2 separate regions of the Homo sapiens genome follow, and region 1 is linked to region 2. A link is an interaction called in ENCODE POLR2A ChIA-PET data of the cell type or tissue named here. Cell type or tissue: GM12878. All regions are shown on one strand. Each heading gives the region's core, and the rest is flanking DNA. Links, peaks and the distances in the headings are about the cores only. Region 1 overlaps DGKI (diacylglycerol kinase iota). Region 2 overlaps DGKI (diacylglycerol kinase iota).

The links. ChIA-PET counts read pairs that join two places held together with the same protein. Peaks named below come from ENCODE experiments on the same cell type or tissue, not always from the same donor. Only the 100,000 strongest peaks of a DNase experiment are listed, where the experiment ranks them.
Region 1: POLR2A ChIA-PET joins it to region 2 with 27 read pairs; 3 of 35 experiments call an interaction of 5 or more read pairs at or near these places.

What each region holds. Positions count from the first base shown.
Region 1 is chr7:137,666,338-137,675,895 of GRCh38, forward strand. The region is part of intron 3 of DGKI (diacylglycerol kinase iota); the gene reads right to left. Among named protein-coding and RNA genes, the nearest start is that of DGKI, 180 kb to the right of the region's middle. RefSeq lists enhancers at 4,550-4,599, 4,620-4,669, 4,730-4,779. In GM12878, for the core only: no CTCF peak of the experiment used is centred there; a DNase peak (open chromatin) is centred at 4,684.
Region 2 is chr7:137,769,608-137,779,165 of GRCh38, forward strand. The region is part of intron 1 of DGKI (diacylglycerol kinase iota); the gene reads right to left. Among named protein-coding and RNA genes, the nearest start is that of DGKI, 73 kb to the right of the region's middle. In GM12878, for the core only: no CTCF peak of the experiment used is centred there; no DNase peak of the experiment used is centred there.

The sequences.
Region 1 (9,558 bases), core at 655-8,654, 100 kb before region 2:
GGCTGCAGTGAGCCAGGATCACATCGCCACATTCCAACCTGGGTGACATGGCAGAATTCTGTCTCTAAAACAAACACACAAACAAACAAAAAAACAGAAAGCTACGACGTGAATCTTAGGAGAAGTCTACACCTTGGAATTCATTTGGGTGACTATCGCGTACTGCCACCATCTTTTGGAAATCTTCTTACAATTCAGGCACAGTTATTGAGATATAAAACAAATATTGCAGCCAGTCTTTATAACAAGCATGGCGAAGGGCCTGATAAGTTTGAATGGGTTTGCACAAGTCTAATCAAATGATACTAACAAACTGATGCCCTCAGAGTTGCCAGGCGGAGAGTCATGGGGAATGATACTCACTGTGCCCCTCCATCTAGATTACTGGGCAGCTCAGGTATTCCTTCTGCCTCTTCCCTCATGCTCATGATACATTAAAAAGGGTTCCAGCCTAATGAACTTGAAGAAATCCTTAAAAATCCATAATTCTGTTTCCCACCCTGGCTCTCATTTTACCCAAGGACACTTCATATTTCATCATTCTTATTATTGAAGTTCTCTGTACTTTGTTGCCCTTGTTTCTTGTTTCTGCTTCTTTAAAATTTGCCTGCTTCTCTTTTCTCTTATTTCTTTTTCCCCATTTGTTTTTCTATGCTTCTCAGCTTAGAAGTCAGTATACAACCACAGCCGGTCACTAGTTTCAACTCATCAGATGCAATCTTCCTGATTTTGGCTCTTTACAGGTGGTTTTGTGGCTGTTCCTTGTCATATTTTTACACGCTCTTCAAGGTTATTATTTGTGCCAGCAGGTCAAAGTTGCCAGGTGTCTTATAGTAGAGTAATTGAAGGATTGATATGCACGCAAATATGGATATAAATATAATTACAGGTACACAGACACTAATAAGTAGAAATTCATACCATTAGAGCCCTACACACATACACACCCATGTGCATTCACAAATTTCAAGCAGACAGACTTGAGTGAAGATGGGCTAGACATATTACAGAAGTCATAACAAAACAAGTTAATAGAAAATGGTGTTTCTATGTCTTGGTGGCTTTCTCTAGTTCTGAGGTAGCATATCACGGGTACAGCAGAGATTTGAGCCTTAGTATAAACTAGGAAATCCCAAACACTTTGCCTTTTTCAGTCCTTGCTGGTGTGACAGTACCATAAACACCATCTTACTTGTATTATGAATCCTGACATGTTTCCATTATCAGTTTACTTTGTGGAAATAGAATTATTTTCTTAAAGTTCACAGCTTAATATTTCTAACCAAAAATTTAGAGATATTTGCTTTGATATGGAATACTGTATTTCTAGTTAAGAAGCGATATCAAGCTGTGGTAAGTTAGTTATCCTTTCACTGCCATTTTTCACATTCCAAGCTATTTGGTGACATAATTAAGGCAGTCTTCCAGCCAATCTAGTCCAGGAAGACCCACAGACATCTCAGTCATTGTTTACTCAACACTGTACCTCCAGTTGGTAATGTTTTCACTGACACATACACACCCGCCCATTTCATTTTTTAATGAGGACATCATACCCACAGAGATTTGCCAGGAGGCTAGCTGTGTAATATACACATTACCCACACTGTAAACAGAGCTCACTTCTGCCATGCCAAGTAGGTACGACTTACCCAGCTAAGGGAACTGAGACCCTATGAGACTGTGCAACTTGCCCAAGAAAGACTAGCTAAGAGTGGAAGTCTTTCTAACCCAAAGCCATCTCTATGTGTTACAGCTTACTGTTTTCCTCTTTTCTTTGCTAGTGGTAACCTGGGGGACCAAGACTGATGAGGATAGATAAGAAATATGATATTTAACGTGATTGCTTCATATGATCTGTTCTCATGAGATCCCTAGGGGAACTGACTAATGACAACCACACATGACCCCCTGTGCCAAGATGGCAAAAAGCAGTCTCTGTTCTCCACGAGAATGAAATAAAATGCACTGCAAAAGGCATGGCACTGGCTAAACAGGGCATAAAACCTTACACAAGTCAGCTACCTGCATGTGTTAAATCTCCCTCTAAAGAGTCTTAAAAAGGAGGCAGGAATTCAGACGTCCTGGATTATAAATATAACAATACTTAAATGGCAGGGTTGATCTGGTGACAGGTGTCTGTGTGTGTATGTGTCTCTCTCTCAACAAGCACCTCATTGAACTCATTCATTCATTCAATGTTAAGTAACACAGGGTAACTATTCAGTTCAATCACTTATCCTCAGTGTGGGGAATACAGGAGAGGACAACAAGGGCAGAGTTCCTGAGCTAAATGGAGCTTATGCTGTAGTGTTGGAGACAGATAAATAAGCGAGCAATTTTTAAAAGTATGATAGCTAGTAAGTGGTGTGTGCTGTAAAAGGTTGACAGAATGGTGAAGGAGCAAGAGGGGAGGGAGAGCCTGACTGTCAGCTAGGCTAGTTGTTTCACCTCACAAGCTCAGTCCTTAACTTTCCTCGAGGAAACAGAGGTAGTAGGTGATGCTAAGACTCTCCAAACCTAGTACTCTGAGTTGTCTCTTTTGGCTCTGTTTCTTGGAACCACTTTCATTCAAGGAGGAATGATTATAGTGGTCAATATTTATTGAGTGCCTGTGATTTGCCAGCCTGCTGTTATATATGCATTAACTCTTTTAATTTTCACAACAACCACAAGAAGCAGTATAATCCCATTTTCCAGATGTAAAACTTAGGCTTAACGAGGTTAAAACAAGGACCAGTGTCACACAACTCAAAGCCTGGAAATCAGGATTCAAAACCAGGTCATCTGATTCCAAAGCTCACACGCTTCATCAACACATTACCTGCACCCCCTTAAATGAAGGCATCAATGCAGGATTTTCCATTTCCTCGTGTTTTTAAAGCATCACCTTCTGAATATGTATCCACCTCATCAATGTGGCAGGGAACAACAACAACAAGCTCCTAACAAACAGAGACAATACCAACTTTGGGGGCCAGTAGTGGTTTTGGAGTAACCGATAATGCAAATAATGCTTCCATCAAGATTGAGTGCCTCTAAGCAACAGGAATACTGGTTAAACCCCAGTACTGTGGGTCCCTGCCCCTGGAAAACATTGCAAGAAGAGAAACCATTTCTGTACACCTGGGCATTGCCTAGGTAACATGTAAGCCTTATGCTAAATCAGATGCAAATTATTTTTATTACTAGGTAACAGGACCATACAATATCCAATAACAACAGAACTGCTTCACAGAAACACACACCCTTACACAAACACGCAAATGCAGCCTCAATCTAAAATTGTCATGACAGAAAAGATGACAATTATTCTCAGAGGTTCAAACTCTAAGAATAAAATAAGACACATGCATTTTGGCTTAATGAAAGTTTAGTATAAAGGCAAAAGAACTGCACAAAGATAGAAAAAAGTCATAAAGCTCTAGAGAGTGAGTAAGCCTCTGTGACTCTTTTTTTCCTTTATCTTTAGGTAGAAGTGAACAACCCAACCCAATGTGACTACTTCAAAATGTTGTTGTTATGGATCAGAGACGAGTATGAGTCCTAGGAAAACTGCAAAGCATTGTGTGAGCATTTCTCAAATACTTTTCCACTGACTCCTAAGATCCTACAAAATGGCAATGGGTGTTCTGTGGGGAAATTATGGGTTCCACAATCCTCCCATCCACTCAAAAAAAAAGTAGGAAATCCTGCATACCTTATATGCTTCGTTGAGCTTCACAGGACCTATTTGCATATTAAAGTCATTCAGTGTTTTCAAAATTTATGGTCATGAGCTCCTTTTAATGTATAATGCCGTATATTGTTTTCTTTTGAGTTTAGTGTTCTCCAGAACACAATTTTGGGTCAAAAGAAAATGGGCTGTGCAAATAGACAATGGTACTATTGATCCAGGGTCACCTAGAAGTGACAGAATCCTAAAGATCCCTTGGCTTCATAGCCTACATATACTATCACTATCCCCATTACATGAAGTGAGCAGTATCAGCACTAGATTCTCCTTTAATATACAGACAGCACTTGGTACCAAATTATAACGATCCCCATGACAGTTGTCATAGTAACAATGGCTAACATGTCCTGAGGGTCTACCATGTGCCAGACACTAAGTGTGCACGTGAACGATCTCATGGAAATGCTGAGCTATCAGGCCAGACACCTAAAGGGTGACATTACTTCTGCCACTGAGAGCACCCCACTCTCTCCCTCTCTCATATCCACTGACTAGGAACTCAGTAGCAGACAGTGTGTCTGTGAAAATTCTTTTCTTATTTTTGTTGATGGCCACACTTTCCATGAGTCATCTTGATTCATTAGATCCTCAATATCCTAATGGTGAAAAAGGCCCCTGGCAGAGAATGGCTGGCACCCAAACAACTCAGAGAGCGGGCTTTGCCTCCTGGGCTTTATTGCCACACACGTGGTTCCCTCTGACAGCCTGCACCCAGCTCAGCCAAACTGCCATCTGGGGTGCAGATCATGAGTCTGCTGTGCCAGACAACTGGCATTTGAGGCTGACAGAGCAGGAGCAACATGCAGGCAGATCTTGGTGCATTCTAAGTCCAATGCTGGTGCTCCATGTTACACACCAGCTAGACCTGAATACGCAGATGGCCAGAAAGTCCCCAGTAATGCATGTCGGGCTCTGATTGCCTCATCTTCTCACCCACACACACAGATGCATGGGAACCAGCATTTTCACAAGCTGCTGCCTGGTGCTCATTCTTCCTGAGATGAAACAGACAAGGTGTAACTGGGCTCAAAATCATTTTCATTTTTAAACAGCAGAAAGCTGAAAGTTTCCTTCAAATAGGGCAGAAAGCTATGACCCTTGTACTCTTCTTGAAAGTTTCTTCCAAGAATCTAAGGACATGACCAGCATTCCTGTGAGCAAATATTGTGATACCCCGTTACAGACAATGATGAGGCTTCTGATTCACCAATAAGAAGACACAGCTTGTGAGATGAGATCACAGAATGGGTTACTTTGATTTGTCCCACTCAGTTGTCCGCAGTCATGACTTGGTAAGAATATGGATGCTACACACAGCAGCAAAATGACAGGTGAAGCCATAAGAGTCTTAGTGTTGGAATCATCCCAAATATAAGGCCTTGTTAAGCCAAAGTCCAACCAAATCTGCTAATTAGCTTGTTCAGCTCCATGACATTGAACCATAGTAGGTACAGAAGAGGAGGAAAATGAATACAAACATTTGTTAACTGATTTTATCCCTCTACTGATTCTGAGAGGTAGATTTAATCACCACTATTTTACAGAGGAAACTGAGGCTCAGAAAGGCAGAGCAGAACTTGCATTTTTATCTAGATCTTTTTGTCTCTGGATCTGTGAAGCTCTTGCCCTCCAATCCTCCAACTCTCATATCACATGGCCTCTCTAACTCAATTCATTCACTTTCTCAGTAAAACTGTATTTGGCAAATTGCAAGCAACATTAGAAGAAAACTTAGAATTAAGGCAGGGTGTCACAGGTAGGGTTAAGCCATTTTCACCAAACATTATCTACGAGGAAAAGACTAAAGCAAAATACAAGAACAAAACAATAACAAAAGCAAAGCAGTACCTATTAGCTGGTCCACAAAAAGAGGGTGGCATGCTCACATTTAAAAATAGAGAAGATATATCTGGTAACAGCATCCTGAAGTCTGACAGTTCCATTTTTCCTCTTACACAACATACACGCTCACTCACCTCACCATCTACCTACTCTGTTCCCTGCAGCTCCCAGCTTCTGACACCAACCTGCCTGTCTGCTCACTTACACCTCAACCACATACCACTCAACCTAAACACTCAAGCCTGCTGTAGACGCACCTGTGTGCATACGTGTCAGTGAGCCTATGTAACTGCGGTATCTGCATGGCTAGATAAGGTAACTCGACTTATAGAATGGCTACTATATTAGGTTCCTAGCACTGCCCTAAGAAAGCAAAGAAGCCATAAAGCTCTGGATAGTGAGTAAGCCTCTCTGACTCTTCTTTATCTTTAGGTAGAAGTGAACAGCCCGATATGACCACCCCAAAAGGTTGTTGTTATGGATCAGAGATGATGAGTATGAGTCCTAGGAAAACTGCAAACATTGTGTGAGCATTTCTCAAACACTTTTCCACTGAATACTAAGATCCCACTCAATGGCAATGGGTGTTCTGTGGGGAACCCAAACTGGGTAGCTTAAAACAACAGAAATGTATTCTCTCACACTCCTAGAGGCTAGAAGTCTGAAATCAAGGTTTCAACAAGGTTGAACACCCTTTTGAAGGCTTGGAGGGAGAATGAATTTCATGCCTGTCTCTTAGCTTCTGAGGAGAGCCACGATCCTCGGAGGGCCTTGGCTTGCAGCTGCCTCACTCTAATTCCTGCCCCCATCACCACATGGCCTTCTTCTCTGTGTGTGTGTCTCTGTGTGTCTTTTTTTTTTTTTTTTTTTTTTTTTTTTTTTGAGAGGGAGTTTCGCTCTTTTTGCCCAGGCTGGAGTGCAATGGCACGATCTCGGCTTACCGCAACCTCCGCCTCCTGGGTTCAAGCGATTCTCCTGCCTCAGCCTCCTGTAATGCCGCCGGGATTGCAGGCATGCATCACTACCCCGGCTAATTTTCTATTTTTAGTAGAGATGGGGTTTCTCCATGTTAGTCAGGCTGGTCTTGAACTCCCGACCTCAGGTGATCCACCTGCCTCGGCCTCCCAAAGTGCTGGGATTACAGGCATGAGCCACCGCGCCCAGCGTGTGTCTTCTCTTATAACGGCACATGTCATGCTGGATTAGGGCCCACTCTACTCCAGATGAACTCATCCTAATTAATTACATCTGCAACAACCCTATGTCCAAATCAAGTTACATTCTGAGGTACTGAAGTCCTGAGGCGTCAGGACTTCGACATATCTTTTGGAGTACACTATTTAGCCCATCACAGCCACTACACACCAGGTGTGAGAACCAGGCCACGGTTTTTGGTCCTGACACTCTGTTTCTGAAGTGGATCACTGTCTCTCTACCCTGACAGTGAAGAGAATCATCTGTAGATCTGGTTGTTTGTTTTTGACATCAGGCTGAGTCCCACTCCCTAGAGATCCTGATGTGGTACATCCAGAATGGGAACCAACACTTCAAAGGTAAGATTAAAAGGTAAAATGGCATAATTGACTATAATGCTCATCCAGAAATAAGAATCGCTGTGGTCTATCTCAGTAGCAATACTTTAAATCAGGAAACTGAGGCAAAAAAAGGCAAAGTGATATGTCCCAACTTTACTCAGTACATAAATGGAACAGCAGGTTTTCAAACCCAGGTCAGTCCACACAAAGTCTATTTCCTTCTGACCACCCATGCTACCCATCTGTGCCTATTCAGGTCTGTGTGACCACGGTGGGTGTATAATTTGCATATCAATGTAGGCAAGTTTCTTTCAAGTCTGAGTAGGTGCACGATGGTATGGACTCCAGGGATTACTACTGGAGGGGTGAGCTCCTTTAGGTACAAATATTTGGCTAAACATGTTTGTATAGCCTAGCCCCAGAGCATGAGAACAGTTTCTATCTGGCTGTGCCCGCTAAACGGTGAGGCACTGGGTACTCAACCCAGCTCACAAACACTGACAGAATAAATGAATGAATAAATGAATAAATGTACATAAAAATAAATGTCACCAAACGACAGTGATTCTGGCTGGAATTTTATTTCAGGTTTCCAGTGCCCATAATCAGGTTGGGAAACAGTGATCTTTCTACTTCAATTTCATTACTTTTGCATCCTTTTATATTTTATCTAGACCAGAAAAAGAAACAGTTGCTAATTTGGGAACTGTTGCCAATTTGGGAACAAATTTAATTCCATTACGTATCTGCTCACAGGTATTCTACAGTATTAAATGTTGCCACCAGAGAGCTGTAGAACAGGAAAAGGTCACGTGGTTTAGTTTTAGCCCTGAAGCTTGGGAACAAACTCTCCTACAGCTGTTCTAGGGTTTTGGAAGTCATTGCCTGGCTTTCAGTACCCTCCAATATCAGTCCCCAAATATCAATCCACATGGCAGCAGGAGGTCCCGGCTTTGCAGGACAGTTTTAGTTTTACATAGATGCCCTAATGTCCCATAAGCTAGGGTGATGCAGTTCTGGTTTATCCCTAATGTTACGGCATCATTATTAACAGCAGCCACTTTCACCCTCAAAAGTGTCTTGGTTTAGACAATGTATTCTATAGTCATGCTTCCTAAGCCCACCAGTATTTACAATATGCACTCCAAGTTTTGTTTCAAAAAACCTAACTCCATTCTTACTTCCATTTTTCTCTGACACATGCTCATGCACGGCTCATGATTGCCACCTCGTTTGTACAGAGCTTGCCCCACCTCTGAGTCTGCTCATGTTCCTCTTCCCTGCCCGAAATGTTCTCCTTCTTCAAAATCACTTATGTAAATCTTACCCATCTTTCAAAACTGAGCTCGAACCCCATTTCCATGAAGCTGCCTCTGTCTGCTTCAACCCACACTGACTTCTTCCTTCTCTTAACTTCTACTTGTGACATTTGCTTTGCTAAAATAGGGAAGGAGTGAAAGGCACATCGTAGATGATGGATTCACTCCTCCCCTGAGCACTCTGCCTGTACTTTGTTTAGGAGCCTGCAGGTAGTACCTGGTTATGGTAATTTAGTCCCAGCCCCAACAGGTAGGCTTTCTTCAAAGGTGGTTCATTAAAAGAAATTAGAATATAAATACATGATCTGCTTATGCATACTTTTTTCCCAAAAAAGACTGTTGTTCTAAGAAAACTGCAAACAGAGCATTTAAACTAAAGACTCGCCTGGAGATCTCTGTGACCTCTTGCCCAAAGCAGCTGAGAGTCCCCAACTACAGCATCCTTGAAACATGGCCACCCACGTTATCCACAAACACACATCCCACCAGTCAATCTCTCCAGGCACCTTGTTCGCTTGCTGGGAAGCTCAGGCTGACAAAGTTCTTTCTTATCATACGGTATTTCTCAAAGTTAGGTTTGCGACCCATCTGCATCAGAATTATTTGAGGTGCTCGTTAAAATCACAGACTCCCAGCCAGGTGTGGTAGCTCATGCCTGTAATCCCAGCAATTTGGGAGGCCGAGGCGGGTGGATCCCCTGAGGTCAGGAGTTTGAGACCAGCCTGGTCAACCTGGTGAAACCCCGTCTCTACTAAAAATACAAAAATCAGCTGGGTGTGGTGACTTGCACCTGTAACCCCAGCTACTCAGGAGGCTGAGGCAGGAGAATTTCTTGAACCCGGGAGGCGGAGGTTGCAGTGAGCCGAGATCACACCACTGCACTCCAGCCTGGGCAGCCGAGCAAGACTACATCCAAAAAAAAAAAAAAAAAAAAAAAATCGGAGACTCTCAAGTCCAACTCCAAGCATACTGAATCAGCATTTGGAGCAAAGAGGGAAACAGGAGTGTGCATTGTTAGGTTTCCCAGGTAATGTTTGTTTATTGTTATAAAGTTAGAGTCAGTGGATTCTACCTCTATGACTTTTCCATTTCTAACAACAGATAGCAAGTCACTTCTCTTTTCTTC
Region 2 (9,558 bases), core at 997-8,996:
AGGAACTTAAACAAATTTACAAGAAAAAAAAACAACCCCATCAAAAAGTGGGCAAAGGATATGAACAGACACTTCTCAAAAGAAGACATTTATGCGGCCAACAAACATGAAAAATAGCTCATCATCACTGATCACTAGAGAAATGCAAATCAAAACCACAATGAGATACTATCACATGCCAGTCAGAACGGCAATTGTTAAAAAGTCAGGAAACAATAGATGCTGGCAAGGCTGTGGAGAAATGGGAACGCTTTTACACTGTTGGTGGGAGTATAAATTAGTTCAACCATTGTGGAAGCCAGTGTGGCGATTCCTCAAGGATCTAGAACCAGAAATACCATTGGACCCAGCAATCCCATTACTGGGTATATACCCAAAGGATTATAAATCATTGTTCTATAAAGACACATGCGTATGTATGTTTACCGCAGCACTATTTACAATAGCAAAGACTTAGAACCTACCCAAATGCCCATCAGTGATAGACTGGATAAAGAAAATGTGGCACATATACACCATGGAATACTATGCAGCCATAAAAATGAAATGTCCTTTGCAGGGACATGGATGAAGCTGGAAGCCATCATTCTCAGCAAACTAACACAGGAACAGAAAACCAAACACTGCATGTTCTCTCTCATAAGCGGGAGTGAAACAATGAGAACACATGGACACAGGGAGGGGAACAACACACATCAGGGCCTGTCTGGGGGTGGGAGGCAGGGGAGGGAGAGCATTAGGACAAATACCTAATGCATGAGGGGCTTAAAACCTAGATGACGGGTTGATAGGTGCAGCAAACCACCATGGCACATGTATACCTATGTAACAAACCTACGCATTCTACACACATATCCCAAAACTTATAAGTAAAACAGAAAAAAAAAGAATTAGTTTTATAAAAATCAATAAATTATACTCAGTGGGTTTTTTTTTTTTTTTTTGAGACGGAGTCTCGCTCTGTCGCCCAGGCTGGAGTGCAGTGGCGGGATCTCGGCTCACTGCAAGCTCCGCCTCCCGGGTTCACGCCATTCTCCTGCCTCAGCCTCCCAAGTAGCTGGGACTACAGGCGCCCGCCACTACGCCCGGCTAATTTTTTGTATTTTTAGTAGAGACGGGGTTTCACCGTTTTAGCCGGGATGGTCTCGATCTCCTGACCTCGTGATCCGCCCGCCTCGGCCTCCCAAAGTGCTGGGATTACAGGCGTGAGCCACCGCGCCCGGCCCTCAGTGGGTTTTAATAAAATATTTTAGGGCCTTTTTAGCTTATTTATTTAAAATTTCAAGATCATATAGTCTTGAAGTGAACCAAAAAAATCAGAAAGAGTTACCCACTTTACCTATGGTATGTGAGGCAAGCTTTGAATGAGTAAATAAGGAGTGAATCTGTGTAATCGTCAGCTTCCATTTTGGTATAATTCTGCTTCTTATTCCCAATCTGGGTTTACGTTTTATCTTTGCAATTATATTCATTCTTTATTTATTTTTATTTATTTTTTTTGAGATGGCATCTCACCTCTGTCACTTAAGCTGGAGTGCAGTGGTGCAATCTCAGTTCACTGCAACCTCCACCTCCCGGGTTCAAGCGATTCTCCTGCCTCAGCCTCCTGAGTAGCTAGGATCACAGGTGCGTGCCACCATGCCCAGCTAATTTTTGTATTTTTAGTAGAGATGGGGTTTCGCCATGTTGGCCAGGCTGGTCTCAAACTCCGGACCTCAGGTGATCCACCCGCTTCAGCCTCCCAAAGTGCTGGGACTACAGGTGTGAGCCACCGTGCCAGGCCAACTTTCTTAAATCTCGAACAAAGCATTTACTTACTAGTTAGTGGAAACAAGATTCACATTGCATCATAGGTATTCCAGATACTTTCAGTGATGTGGAAATCAGAAACCCATAAAATTAAGTATGCCAGAAAGCAGTTTTGTACACATCTAAGTAAATTCTCTCTTAAACAAGAGAAAGGAATAAATAGATACCAATAAACATGCATCTTTATCTCAATAATATTTTAATGATTATTTCAATGATATTTAAAAAATCATCATGACTTGATACAATTGTTGGTACACAAAATGACGCCACTATGGTCTTCATGGAAAGTGTGACCTCATTAACGACTGAACAATCTGACAGATTCATTCAAATATGTCTAACAGACCCTGGGTGAGTCTGGAAGCTTTGGCAGTGAAACCAGAAGGACTCAGCCTGTGAGGGAAGGTTGGTTTGTCTCCAACTCGAACTGGGAAATACCTTCTAATAAGATGACACTGTTCTTGGGAATTCCAGAATCATGAAAAGGCAGTGGAAATCACTGGGTGTAGGAATCAGCAGCTGTGGGCTTCTGGAAATAACGTCCTGGCACTTACACGACCTTGTTCCAATTCAGAGTTAAGGCTGCTCTACACTGTGTGCATTCGTGTCCGTAAAGAAAGTAGCAAAATAAAAATCATGACTGGTTTCCATTTTAGGCCTCACTCTTTGCAGTGTCCTTCTTCATTCCCAAATCTTCCATGTTGGGAAAATTAAGGTAACAAGAAAATCTCCTCTGTTCTTTTTCCACTAAATCCAAAATCATGACACAGAACTCTGTTGAAATACATCATAAAGGTAGAATTTTAAAACAAAAGGCTGAATAAAATGGAGAGGAAGATACTTAACTCCATGGCTACCTCTCTCTTAGCCAGCATCATGTTATTTAAATATTATCTGCTTTTGGTCTGTTCTGTCTCCCCAACTAGACTGTGAATTCACATGTGAGAGCTATTCGTGATTCACCCTGGAGCCCTGGGTGACCGGCACAGTGTCTGACACAAGGCACTCAAGAGATTGCACTTAAACTGGACTGGGCCTACTTAAGGGAGGTATCAAAAAAACATTAAAGTAATACACACATCTGGTTAGAAAAAAGAAAGCTTGCAGAATGGTTTATAATGAATGACCTAAGCCCCCAGATCTGTTCCCCATCCTGCTCACTAAAGGCAACCATTCGTAACTATGAGAATTTGTTTTTAAGGTTTCATCACATGTATTGCTAATTCAAAAAAAAAGAAGAAGAAAAAGAATGCCAGTTTCAAATTATTCATGTCTCTTTACTTAAATAGACCCAAAATATTTGGAAACACTGTCAGCAGTTATTCCAAGTTGTTGTATTCATACATTCAACAAACATATATTGTTTGCATTAAAAGTTATGGCATTTCTATTTTCATACTTTCATCAACACAGACAAGCTTTCTTCTCCACTTAGGATGATGAAGGCATAAGTCAGTGTGACCCTAGAATTAGTGGGGACAGAACACATCAGCACTAGACAATGGGGGTGGAGAGAGGAAGGGTGAGTCAGTGTCACAATGGAATAAGCTGCTGCTCTATGAGTTACTCTTGCAGGATGGGGGTGAATTGCCAGATGCAGGAATGCACTCCCTTTTTTGCTTACTTCTCAGCAAGTGACACTCTGTACAAGAAGGGACCCATGGGTCAATTACATTATACCACATTTTACTTCTACAAACTGTGTACCAAAGCAGCTCCATGATTCACGGAACACTCCTCTTATTCTGAACAGTACAATCATCTGCAAAATCCCTTGGAATTATTTATAATGGGATTTATTTCATATTAGCAAAAACAAATGCATAAAATGGTACCACACGTATAGCACGGAAGGGTAGGAAAAACTCTGCAAAGACATGACACTTTGGGAAAACCCTCACACCAGTAAAGGGGAATAAATAATGAACTTGCCAAGAAGATACTATCAGGCGTTTGGCCAGAGAAACACATTACTGCCTTAGAGTGTTGGCCTCTGAAGGGGTATTCTGATCCCCAGGAAAAGCTGGAGCCCTGAAACCTGGTGACTCTGAGGGACCCTCTTCTCAGGATGCTTTAATAGATCTGTGAGGGCACACAGGAATTGAGAGACAAGATGTTGATCAGGCAGCTGAACTGAATAGGCAGCTATTGGTAAAGAAAAGACAAGAAGCCAATTCAGAAAAATTCTGTTGGCAGGACTCACATCTATCTACTACAAGAAGATCATATTCTACATAAAGTGAAGGAGAATCCAAGGCCTAGAAAGAAAACCAAGCCAATAATGATAACCAAAATACAAAAAAAAAATAGAAACTCATGTTTTCCAAATGCTTAATAGCAGAAAGCTTTTCCAAAGTTAATCTGAGTGATCCCTTGTTACAATACTAACCTGTAGACATTATTTTCATTTTATGGATGAGGAAACTGAGGCTCACAGAAGCTATATAGCCTGCTAAGGGCCACAGAAGTAGTAAAGTGATTCAGATCCAAGGCTGCCTGACTCTAAATCCATGCTCCTTCTATCACAACAAGGTGGATGTCTAGAAGGTGAGAAAAATCATGTATCTAAATCCATAGACAGTATGTATGGTAATACTTCTGAGGTTAACAAACAAATAAGCAAGTCTGCCTCAATGAGAAGGCACCAAACTTTTTCAGTCACTTACACTTACTTTCTTAACTGGGTCCCTTATACTATTTCCTGGGTGACTAATTTTGGCCAGTGTTTTATAATTTTATATAATTTTAAAATATAACAGATTCAGGATTGAATAAAAAAGAAGTTATGGTCATAATTAGAGCAACATGAAAAGGTACATTACAAACATTTTCACTGTTGGAAAAGGGGCAATTCATGTTAGCTCCTATTTTCCCAACTGTTTTAAAAAAAAAAATCAAACTTTGAAATAGGTCAAAGAGAGATTTTCTTAGAAGGTTACATGTTTGTGAAAACAGAGGAAGCTAAACATTTCCATGCAATTTCCACTATACCAAATCAACTCAGAAGGTTCTTTTTCCCTACTGTAAAAAAAAATTTAAATGTCCACCTTTACGTGAATGAGGATAATAAAGTCGCATCCGCTATTCTCCTTATGTTAATGTGTCTGCAAAACACACATTTCCCATTACCCTCCCCCTACACACACACAGAGTAAAAAATAAAATTGAACTCAACCTTCGCCCCATCCAGGGGTGTTTTTCCTTCCAGCGGTCCCACATTCTGAGTTGCTAGTAGTATTCGAGTGCTCAGGAAGCCTCCCTTACCAAGTGGCATCTCCTCCAAAGAGACCACCTGATTTGTAGCGACACATGGCCCACCAGGTAAAGTAACAGCTACCCCTTGCCTTCTTTCCTCCTGTGAGCAACCCTTCTCTTCTCTTCCTGACCCTCTTGTGTTAAGGTCCTATATGAAAAGGAGGAGGGAAGGGCTTAAAGGAGAACGAGAAAGACAAGCAGGAGTCAAGATTTCTGTGACGTCACAGGACTGTTATGAGTGGCTGCTAACCATTTCTGAAAAGACATGAAAATTCTTCATCTGCCGTCAATATCTATAAGCTGTTCTCAAGTCTTTCCATTCAGCAGTTTTTCCAGGCAGGTCTCCTCACACGGTTTTTTTTTTCTTTTCTTTTTTTATTATTATTTTTTTTAACACACTAAGCTGACTCAGACTCACAGGCAGAAGTTCTGACTCATTTTTCTTTTCTTTTTTTTAGACTCCTTGAGTCCTGAAAAGGTGTGCTCCATGTGGCATTATTAGTTCTTCTCATATAAGTGGGGAAATCCAGTCCAAAGATTAAGTCACGAAGCTATGATCTTTAAAGCTTAGAAAAAAGCAAAATATTCCTGGGAGGACCGTAATGAAACAAGGATGACAATCAAGAAGTTTTATCAAAATTCGATAGGCAGGCACTCATTCCAGGCAAGGAAATACTGACTTCTCTGGACCACCAACCTTTCTTCTTCTCCTTCACTTTCTACCAAGGTACCTCTGCCATTCCCCTGTCTTGTCTACCTGAGGGTATGTGGCTATGCAACTTCATGGTGCCAAATCCTCAAATGAATTTTAGAATTAATTTAGTGCTCACCTGTGTTTGCATCTGGGTTTATATTTTCAGGTGATAATATGTATGTCGGTGCATGTGCACACAAGATGTGTGTAGTTACTTATAAGTGGGCAAATTCTTGATTGGCACATCTACTTTGAACCAACAATTCCTCGTCTATAAGTCTATCTTACAAAAGTATGCACCGAAGCAGACAAAGATGTAAGAGAATGTTTTAGCAACATTACGTGTAATAGCAAAACACTGGAAACATTTAAACAGTAGGGAACTCGATAGATAAACTTATATCCATATTATGGGATACTATCCTATCATTAGATACAATAAAGTAGATTTATTATAGTCTCACAGGGAAAGATGTCAAAAGTATATTCTTTTTTTTTTCTTTTTTTGGCAGAGTTTTTCGCCCTTTTTGCCCAGGCTGGAGTGCAATGGTGTGATCTCGGCTCACTGCAACCTCCGCCTCCTGGGTTCAAGCGATTCTCCTGCTTCAGCCTCCCGAGTAGCTGGGATTATAAGCATGTGCCACCATGCTTAGCTAATTTTGTATTTTTAGTAGGGATGGGGTTTCTCCATGTTGGTCAGGCTGGTCTCAAACTCCTGACCTTAGGTGATCCACCTGCCTTGGCCTCCCAAAGTGCTAAGATTACAGGCGTGAGCCACCACGCCCAGCTAAAAGTATATTCTTAAATGAAAGAAGCAAGTGGCAGTATTATGCAATGAGTGAATCATTGGAATAGATTGATGTGTTTCCCTGTTTCAAATCATGGTTGATACAGGGACATCACTTAACTACCGACAGCTGCATCAAACAAAAGATTATACCCATTAAAAATCAATAAATGCTTTGAAAATTATTGGAATAGTTTGATGAATGATTTAACCTCTAACATAGATCACCTGGTAGGCAATTATATATAGTTTGGTCTGCCTAGAGAATAGAACATATTTTTAAGTGCTAAGTTTTATATTACCATGCAGTGGTTAAACATTTTGACCATCATCTTACTTTACGTGTGTGTGTTTATTCATAGATGCTTAGAAAAAATATAGAAGGATTACACAACACAGAAAATGGTTAAGTGTGGTTACCTCTGAGGGTAGGGGAAGAGGTGTATCTGAGGAAGGTGTACTTAAAGAAGAAACGTTCATTTTTCATTTTGTATTATCTATTTCATATAACCACGCAATCGATCATCTATGATTGGTACAGGGCAACTTAATGGAAGAAGTGGATTATCAGTGTCTTAAAGCATGACAGTATGAGAAAGCCTTTGTGATAAATGACAGATATTTGAGGGGGCAGGTGTATGTGGGAGAGGCTCAAAGCAAAAATGGACTGGAGAAGAGACGAAAAATACATGAGAAAAGGAGGAGTAATGAGATAATAATCAATTGTAAGAAAAGGCCTTTTAAAAAGACCAGGCAGGATAGCTGATGCCTATAATCCCAGCAGTTTGGGAGGCTGAGGCAAAAGAAATGCTTGAGGCCAAGAGTTCAAGACCAGCCTGGGAAACACAGCAAGACCCTGTTTCTACCAAAAAAAAAAATTTTTTTTAATTAGCTGGGCATGGTGGCACATGCCTGTAGTCCTAGCTAACCAGGAGGCTAGAGCAGATGATTGCTTAAGCCCAGGAGTTTGAGGCTGCAGTGAATTATGATCATGCCACTGAGCTTCAGCCCAGGCGACAGAGTGAGACCCCCACCAATCTGTTAAAAAAAGGATGAGGCGGGAGAAACTTTAGTATATATGCATGGTAGTAATATGGAATTCTATGGCATTATTTTAAAAAGTGGAAAAGGCATTGTCTGCTCACCAACAATAACTTACATGGAAACAGTAATTAAAACTGGGATTCCACCAAGAAAGAATCTCCATAAAAAGTATGCAATGCCTATATGATTATGTAGCAGTCAAAAAAGAAACAAAGAAAGGTTGACATGTCCAGGAAAATGTGAAAGGATTCTGGCTCCCTGTGTCTCACAGCAGCGACGGCTATGGTCTAGCTCCCTCAGTGTTCCTCTGTGTCATACTGTAGCCACGCCAATTAAAGCTTCAAGAGCTGCTTAATTTTTGAAATCAGAATCAGCCTTTTCCTTTGTGTTCATAAAACTTTAAGTCATATCTCAACAGATGAAATATTGGCATCATTGGCTCTTTAGTTATTTACTATGTCACTGCTTTCGACTCATCAATGTCTTTTATTCTCTTTAAAGAATTCTTCTATTTATATACATAGATTTTTAAGTCTTCATCTGGTTCATTTTCTGAGGCTCCTGGAAAGCTTTCCTCTGGATAACTGAGGCATTTCTGTGGTTCTAACTTTACCTTGTTAATCGCATATTGGTATTTAAATATTCAGTGCCATGAGTGAGAAGACAAAGGGAAAATATTTGGGAATGACCAGATACCTAAAATTTCGTCATAAATACACCTAAAATGCAACCATCATGTGGCTATTCAGTCCGTTCACCTTCCCTTATTTCCTCAACAAGAATACTAGGCGATTGGCAATCACAGGTAAGACATGGACCCTACCAAGGCGTACACAGCTCACAGTGTAATAAGTGATTAAACAATTAAATATAAGTTGATGAGTTTTGTGATACTAAAACATAACAAAAACATTAGGAAAATATGAAAGTATGAGTAGCCCACTTTCAATAACGCCCAGAAGTTTTCACCAATGAGTTGGTACTTCGAGCTGACTTTTGAAGAACTAGGAGTTAGCCCGGCTACAAAGAACATAGAGGCATTTTAGTCAGGATCATGATATAAGCCCAAGAAGGGGAGACTTTTAAGGGAAGGGTGTGTCTAGGAAATGCCAAATGGTTCAATAAAGCCAGAGAGTGCATAGGATAAGTGAGGAGGAATCTAAAAAAGGAAGATAAGAAAGCAGAGAGAAAGCAATGAAGAGTCATTGATGGGCTTTCAACCAGAAAATGGTTTGCTTGGGTTTGCTTTTTTGAAAGATTACTTAGGGGACAATGGGCAGGTGTGTTACAGGGAGATGAAAGAGGAGGCAAGAAGGAGGTGCTCTGTCTTCTGTTAATAGCAAAGTAGCTAGGTCAGAACAATTGTTCCACAGATAACAATTTTTAGATCTGGACAATTAAAAAAAAAAACTACTCAAAGGCACTACAAAGTGAACATGGTTAGGCAAAATCTGGAGCAGAGACCCCCATTAAAAGACAAACTGCAATGAATGAAATTTGCAAGTTTGCAAATATTTGACTGTTAGCACTCCCAATTTGCACATAGCTGGGGTTGCAGAAAGCCTCAGTTTCCTTACTTGATCAAAGTATCAGATAACTTAGGGGAAGGCAAAACTGCAGAAAGTTAGGGGGAATATGTTAAATAGAGAGAAGTCACAAAGGCAGTGATCCCTAAAATCTGCAAATAAATCTCTCTCCCAAATCACTGGCTAAAAAATAAACTATACATACAGGTTAATCTTCTAAGTCAATGAAATCCCAATCATAACTCCAGCAGGTCTTCTGAAAATAAAAATTGACATGTTAATTCTAAAATTTATTTGGAAATGTAAAGGATCCAGAATACATTAATCTTGAAAACAGAAAAAAGATAGAGAATTCATACCACATGACTTGAAATTTACTTTAAACCTACAGGGTGTTATTGGCATAAAGATAGAAAAATAGATTAACAGAACAGAATAGA